2 separate regions of the Homo sapiens genome follow, and region 1 is linked to region 2. A link is an interaction called in ENCODE POLR2A ChIA-PET data of the cell type or tissue named here. Cell type or tissue: K562. All regions are shown on one strand.

The links. ChIA-PET counts read pairs that join two places held together with the same protein. Peaks named below come from ENCODE experiments on the same cell type or tissue, not always from the same donor. Only the 100,000 strongest peaks of a DNase experiment are listed, where the experiment ranks them.
Region 1: POLR2A ChIA-PET joins it to region 2 with 5 read pairs; 14 of 35 experiments call an interaction of 5 or more read pairs at or near these places.

What each region holds. Positions count from the first base shown.
Region 1 is chr4:6,865,463-6,869,462 of GRCh38, forward strand. All of the region lies in intron 7 of KIAA0232, which reads left to right. Among named protein-coding and RNA genes, the nearest start is that of TBC1D14, 42 kb to the right of the region's middle. In K562, no CTCF peak of the experiment used is centred here; no DNase peak of the experiment used is centred here.
Region 2 is chr4:6,728,445-6,732,444 of GRCh38, forward strand. No RefSeq gene overlaps it. Among named protein-coding and RNA genes, the nearest start is that of BLOC1S4, 14 kb to the left of the region's middle. RefSeq lists an enhancer at 3,689-4,000. In K562, no CTCF peak of the experiment used is centred here; DNase peaks (open chromatin) are centred at 2,317 and 2,677; H3K4me3 peaks cover 1,068 bases.

The DNA.
Region 1 (4,000 bases), 140 kb after region 2:
CTAATTATTTGTATTTTTAGTAGAGACGGGGTTTTACCAGGTTGGCCAGGCTGGTCTTGAACTCCTAACTTCAAGTGATCCACCTGCCTTGGCCTCCCAAAGTGTTGGGATTACAGGCGTGAGCCACCGCGTCCGGCCCAGCTTATTGAAAAAAAGAGATGGAGGTGTTTAGAAGCCATGCCACCTGTGGCCAGAGAGCAGATGAGTGTTGCACTTCCTCCCAACTGTCCTGCACACCCTACCCACCATTGCACATCCAAATCCTACCCATACCATGAGACTTATTTCATATACCACCTCCTTCACTGACACTTTCCCTAATTCCCTCTCTCCCCTGCTCCAGCCCCACTCTGCATCAGAATTAATTTTGCCCCTCTCTTAATTTTCATGCACTTTATGCCTCTTTTTGATTGCATTTTTCATTTCTCATGAGTTATTTATATCCTGGACTATAAGCTCCTTGTGGCTGTGGACCATGCCTTACTTATTTGTCGCATCAGAGTGCCCAGGTGTGGGACTGCTTGCCTGTGATTCTAGGAAGCCCCCAGGCGACTTGAGAGGCACTGCTCTAATCAGCTACCTAGAGACCCGTAGAGGATGAATTTAATCCCATTGAAACACTGCTAAGAAAAAACCCAATAATATTGTTAGCCTTTATCTGTTTGTTTATTGCCCCATTTTTCATCCTTAAATATTCCTTTATGTACTTTGTATTTCACCTGGTTCCAGATTGGGAAGAAAGAAAAAGAGGAAAGAAGCAAGATTCTACATCATACCACTACCATATTCCTTCGCTTTCTAGTATGTTGATGTATTTATGTGTTATCAGAATTCCGGGTTTCCTTGAAAGGTCTTAGCTGCCAAAAAAATTCCCAGAGGACATTTTGGGATTGTCTGATAGTTTAGATGTTGTCAGCACTGCTCTCTCGGCAGCATTGTTATACTTTAGAAGCCAGGTTGAAGCTTACTTCATAGATTCATCTGAGATGTGCAGGAGGCTGAGTGACCTGAAGGGACAGTTTGGGGCCAGCCTGGGACTAGAACCTGTATCTTTCTGTTCTGTCACATTGCTTGGTCAGTCTGAAAGGTGCTTTTAAGAGGATGTGCTTCCGGCCCTTTTCCTGAGTCAGTACAGTCTTTTCAGGAAGCAATCTGGGAGGCCTGTTTAAAGATCAGTAGAACCCCATCTGTTTCAGACTTAGATGATGAAAATGTAGGATTTCCGATAGAACTGGTGTCTAAGAGCATGAAAATAATATGATTATTTTCAAAAGTTTAGTTCAATTCAGCAAACATTTAGTGAGTACCTGTTTACATGCCTGTTGCTAAAGTAGGTGTCCTGGATGAATAAGACTTTGTCCTTGCCCATACAGAATTCAGCGTAGTGAAGATGACCAACTTGTACCATGTTACTTATTTTAACTGAAATAGGTAATTTATTCATATGGTTCAAATTCAGAAGTTACAAGTGTATGTGTACATACACAGTGAAAGGTTTCCTCCCCAGCGGCAACCACTAGTGTGAGTTCTGATGTATTCTCCAAGGATATTTTTTGCGCGTATTAACAAGTAAATGTTCACATGTATTTCTTCCTATTTTTTCTTTTTGCTGAAATGGTACTTTATTGTAATCACCCTTCCTTTTTTTATTTTCTGCACACTATTCCATCGTATGGATATACCGTAATCTACCTAGTCAGTTCTTTATGTTTTAGGGCATTTGACCAATGCAGTTTTAGGTGCTGTAGGTAGAATGGTGGAGGGGAGCACAGAATGCTGTGGGAACCTGCAGGAGAACCCTTCCAGCCTGTGAAGGTTGAGGAAGGTTTCTTGAGCATATCTGAGTGTCCAGAGTAGAAGGACGGAGGCAGGGCAGTCCAGGCAGAAGGAACAGCAGAAGCAAGGGTAAAGAGATTTGAATCTGCTGATGTGTGCAGGGCAGCTGTGAACAGGGATCTCACGGTCTCTGGAGTATAAGCCATACGGTTAAGAGTAGCACAGATGAAGCACAGTGTGCCTTGGTATCTGGACATACATTTGTGGTGAAAATGTTCTTGTCGTTTCTTTGGTTGCCAACTTAGTACCAAGCACCTTGAGGCACAGAAAATAAGCAAAAGGCTTACTTGCTGTCTTCAGGGAATTTCAGTCCACTCAGGAGAGGAGCTCACTGTGCTGTGGAGGTCAGCAGGTCTGGAGGGACAGGAAGGCTCTGATGAGTAAAGAAGGAGTGAGGGTCAGGGGTCATGCTGGTGATGTGCCACCCGGCACATCTATGTAGAGGCTTCTGTCACCACTATCCTACTGGATGCCCATGTAGACCTCATGCGGTAGGTTATTTTCCCCACTTCTAAAGACACATAGGCTCTGAGAGGTGAGACAGCTGCCCCAGATCCCAGTGTGGGGGACAGGCAAAGCATTTTCCACCACTCTGCACCTCTGTGAACTGAGGAAGACTTAGACCAGCAGTTCTGTGTCTCTTGTTTGTCTCTGTTGCACTCAGTATCTCTTCATTGATGTTTCATTTCTTCCTTCCCAGAGAACAAGGTACATGGAAGTCTTGCTTTTCCTGGTGTGACCCAAATGAGAGCTGATTGTGGCAAAGGGGCAAGATTCCCAGAGTAAAACTAAAACCAAGCACCTTTCTCTTTACCCAAACTAGGAGTATTCTGTGAGAATTTACAGCTGTGAAGCCTTTGTTTCCTTCACCCAGCTTCCACCTTCTAAAGAATTTCTCAATTTTACATCTGTTGCTAAAAACATTTCTGGTTAGGCTTTTTGGATTAAGTTTATGTCTTCTTTTCACTGTTTCATTCATTCATCAAGTATTTCTTATGTACCTGCTCGGCCAGGTACTATTCTTGGTGCTGGGAATAAGTAACAAAGCTCTTGGTGCTGGTGGAGTCACATCCCACCTTGGGGAGCTGACAATAAACATGTTAAGTTATATAGTGTGTTACAATATAAATGCTGTTGGAAAGGAGGATCGCTGGACGAGGGGCATTGGGTTTGGGAGTGATGGCAGGAGTTTGCTGTGTTATGGGCGGTGTGAGAGCAGGCTTCCTCGCCAAGGTGCAATTTAAGGAAATACTTAGAGGTAAGAGAGTGAGCTGAGAGGATGCCTGGCAGGAAAGGGAGGGCAGCACTGAGGCCGCTGCTGTGCCTGCCTGTCCATGACAGCGACCTTCTGATCCGCTTTCAGCTTCCTCCATTGTCTCTTCATTCTTTTCATTCCCAGCCACAGCAGAAGTTGAATTAATACATTCGATGATGTATTAGATGAATATAGCATGATCCAGCCTAAAAGTTATAAATGAGTGGAGAGATGTCATAACAAGATGCATATTCCTTGAATATGTTTAGTATAAAACGGGACAAATAAGTCCCTGCCATAGGAATTGACATTCAAATGGAGGATGCAGAAAAAAGACTCCCAAATTTATGGTAGAAACTGGTGTGCCCTTCACAGTGGTTTCAGCAAGAGAGAGAAGAAATGATGTATGAGATAGTCAGAGACTGTTGGCCTGGCGGAAACTTTTCTTCACGTCAGCAGACACTGAGTATCTGCTTTGTGCGGGGCCCCATACTTGGGAATGCAAAGATGAGGAAGACGTGGTCCCGCCCCTCAGGAAGCTTACAGTCGGGTTCTGCTGGGATCTAAACTCGTCTTGGTTCATGCTGCCCCTGCTCCCAGGTTCCTGGCCCCTCTAGCCTGCTTTCCCTGACCTGTCCCATCCCCCACCATGAACTCACTCCCTTTCTTGATCTTAATCCTCAAGAAAGGATGAAAAGATAAGCAGTGTATTTAAACTGATCATTCCTGCAAAGAGCTTTTTCTTTCTCAAATAAGAACCTGTTAACCTCTAAATCCACTTATCTTCAATAGCGCCTTAGGGAGGTGATGGAGAGAGTTCTGGCTGGGGCACCTTCCTTGCTCCCCCTGAGTAGCACTAAGTAATCTCACAGGACAGGCAAGGCCTTTCTGAAGAGGTCTTAGAGTGCA
Region 2 (4,000 bases):
CCTGGCTTTGTCCCACCTCAAGACCTTCACACCTGCTGTTCCCTGGGCCTGGAATCCTGCCCCTGGCTTTTTCACGTGAAGATCGCCCTCCGCTGGAACACCCACTTCCCTGGGCAGCTGCCCCGCCGCATTTGGATCGTCCTCCGCTGGAACACCCACTTCCTTGGGTGGCTGCCCCCGCCACATTAGGAGCTGCTTCCCTGGAATTCTCTGTCCAGTGCCTGCATAGCTCCTTTCTAGACCTCACTGATGGAGCTAATGCTTATTTACCTATTTCCATTAGACTTGGAGCACCCCGGGGCCAGGACCTGTCCTGCCCTGCTTGCCCTGTGTCCTCAGTTCCCAGGACAGTGTGGGCTCCCAGGACTTGTTGAGTGAGCACTTCTTGTTAAGTAAACTAACAAGTGGACCAACAAGAGCAGAAAGCTGATTGTGTGTCCATTTTACAGTGGAGGACAGTGGCCTGCATCCAACACAGGGAATGCCGCAGTCACGGAAGTTGTCAGAGATACAGACACTAGAATCCCGTCCTCCACTCATTCATGCAACAGGTTTTCATCCAGTGCCTGCTGCCTGCAGAGATGGCCCTGTGGCAGGGTGCAGCCCAGGGAGGGGGGGCAGGCCATGAGAAGGGCTTCCATGGAGGCAGGGACAGAGGCCAGGTGCAGAGCCCACTACTCCCTGGGGAGGGGTGGTCAGGGAAGCCTCCCTGGGGGAGGCGAGGCAGTCCTGGAGTGGAGTCCCAAGAAAGGAACTGCCGTTCAGCAGTGGGTGAGAGCCAGGCAAGCAGTGCGCATAAAGGGAGGACCTCGAGGGGCTGTGGAGCTGACCTCCAGCCCAGCAGGGTGGGTGCGGGGATGAGGCCTGGATCTGCTCTGTGCAGGCTCAGGAACCGGGGTCACTAGTGGAAGCCCAGGAGGATCTGTTTTATGTCAATATAAAGGAACGTTTCCCAGAGGCAGAGCCATGCAAATAGAATGAACTTTCTGAGGAAGGAGTGAGCTCTCCATTCCTGGGGTTATGTAAGCTGTGATGCTGGAGAGGGATGAGGGGTTCGCCTAGACAGAAACCCTGTAAAATCCCTTCTGATCTAAAAAATCTATATTGAAAAGTGTCTAATGCAGGCAGAAGAGGTACTTATCAGATAATATCAACATAATTTTCATACAAATATGCATAAAGGTGATCATTACAGAGATTTTTTATGGAATGCAAAAAACCCATCTCATAAATCCCACTTTTAGAGAGTTTCTCAGGCAATCAACGCATGAGTATTCAGACACTTGGCTAAAATCACTGCAGTGGTGTTTGTAACAGAGGAAAATTGGAAACAATCCGAATGTTAACTTATATGTTTATTTTCTGTCTCCCCTCTAAGCTGCAAGCTCTAAGAGGGTAGACCTTGTCCGTCTCATTGGCAGCTCTGTCCTTCAGATGCAGTGGATAGAAGAGATAGAATGTGCTCTTTGTTTCATTTTTTAAATTTTGTTTTCTCACTGCCTATTCTGTGAACCTATGTACTCTTTTTTTAAAAGTATAACTTGGCCAGGCGTGGTGGTTCACGGCTGTAATCCCAGCACTTTGAGAAGCCAAGGTGGGCGGATTGCTTGAGGCCAGGAGTTTGAGACCAGCCCGGCCAACACAGTGAAACCCTGTCTCTACGAAAAATACAAAAATTAGCCAGGCATGGTGGTGCACACCTGTAGTCCCAGCTACTCGGGAGGGTGAGGCATGAGAATCGCTTGAACCTGGGAGGCGGAGGTTGCGGTGAGCCTAGATTACACCACTGCACTCCAGCCTGGGCAAAATAGTGAGACTCTGTCTCAAAAAATAAATAAATAAAAAATAAAAAAAGTGATAAAAGTATAACTCTACTGATGAGAAACAGAGTTCATCCAAACGTTATTATAACAGCAGTTGTTTCTGGGTGATGGATCGAAGATTATTTTTATTTTGTTCTTTATGTTGCACTGAGTTTTTCATGCTATCTACAATAGACACACACGATGTTTGTAATGTGAAAAATTTTTGAGAAAAAACAAAATGACATCAGAGTTAAAAAAAAAAAAAAAAAGCAGGAAAGAAAAACGACTTCATTTGCTGAGCTCCGAGAATGGATTTTTTAAAGTCAAACAAAATCGTTTAAGATTTTCTCTAAATGCCCTTAGTGGTATCTTCTTGCCATCTGGCTAGGATCACACGAGAACAACCCAACTCGTTTGGGGAAGAAAATTGTCTTCAGTGTCGCAGTAGCCACCTCTAAACTCGCCTCCTCCACCCAGGGTGTTTTGTCGTAGCCTACCGTGGGCGTGGACTTGACATTTATCTGGGCTCACAAGCCTGCAGGGCTGTCTGGGTGTCCCAAAGCCACTTCTGCTCAAGGCAGATAACTGCCAAAGAAATAACTCTGCCAGCGAAGAATCTGCCTTTGAATCTGTCTTCCCAAACAAGCAAGCTCTCTCAATGTTCAGGAGAAAACAGCTCGCTCGCTCTGAGTTGTTCGAATTTGTGGAGCTCTCCAGTTCTTGGGGCCCAAAGGGATTCAGCCTCCTGGCGGGGTTGGGATCGAAGCTACCTATTAGAAGTCACTGCTCACCATCTGTCACCCTGGGGAAGTAGAGCGGTTCCCAGCCACTGGACATGTGCAAGCCGAGGGTGGGCCACCCTTTGTCAGAGAGCTTGTAGCGGAAGTGCGATCATCAGATGGGGGTGGGGGCGGGTCTTATTGCCTCCAATGGCCAGGTGACAGGGCCTTTGCTCAGAGGGGTGAAATTCGCCAGGGTCTCCTAGTCTACCCAGTAAATCTGGGCTGCCCTAATTATAGCCTCCCCACTGCGCTTACTGGTAGCATTTTGTACAAGATGTTAGGGTTGCCTAGAGGAGGAAGGGGACCCTTTGGGAGAGACAAGGGGCTCTCACCCTCTGGTTCCACAATGACAGCACGGTATTCGCCAGTTCAGGGTCCCTGCCCCTGGAGCTCATGCCTGTAGCCGCCCCGTCCCACAGACAGAAGCACACACAGGCGCCTCTCCTCATGTGCAGCTGGCTCTGAGATTCATGGAACAAGAAGAGCCAACTCCTAGGAGGAGGCCAGTTCAAATTCTGCCTTTTTCCGGCTGTGTACTCTTGGAGAAGTTACACACCTCTCTGAAAAATTGTTGAAAGTAAACTTACTGCACAGGACACTTTCTGTGCTCAGTTATGTCTGCCGAGTTCAGCTGGCGTGCAGGCACTGCCACAGGCCCCGAGAAAAGAACGGGGTGCAGAGCAGGGGCTGCTTTCAGGGACCCGCCGTGCTAGTGAAGGTGGAACGGTAAAGAGGGTCCCGGGTTTAAGGGCGCGGGCAGTGATGGGAGCACAGACCCAGTGAGGCAGGGGAGGGTGAGGGAGGCCTTCTGCAGAGGGGGTACCCTGCAGACAGAGTCAGGGAGAGATCAAGAGACGGGGATGGCCAGGAGGGCACAGGGCTCACTGGCCAGGCAACATCGCCATTATTTCTGTTATTATGACTTCTCCTGCTGAGGCACAGAGAGGGTAAGACACCTGCCCAGGGACACCCTGTTAGAAGGTGGCAGGGCCAGGACTCAGCCGCAGGCCTGTCTGGGGGCCCCCATGCACACGGTGCACTGGTCTTCAATGGGTGCACAGGTGGGATCTCTTTTCTTTTCTTTTCTTTCCTTTCCTTTTCTTTCTTTTTTTTTAGATGGAGTCTCACTCTGTCACCCAGGCTGGAGTGCAATGGTACGATCTTGGCTCACTGCAACTTCCATCTCCTGGGTCCAAGCGATTCTCACCTCAGCCTCCAGAATAGCTGGGATTACAGGCGCATGCCACCACGCCCTACGAATTTTTGTATTTTTAGCAGAGACAGGGTTTCACCATGTTGACCAGGCTGGTCTTGAACTCCTGACCTCAAGTGATCCACCTGCCTTGGCCTCCCAAAGTGCTGGGAATACAGGCATCAGCCACCGCGCCCATGGGTAGGATCATGGGTAGGATC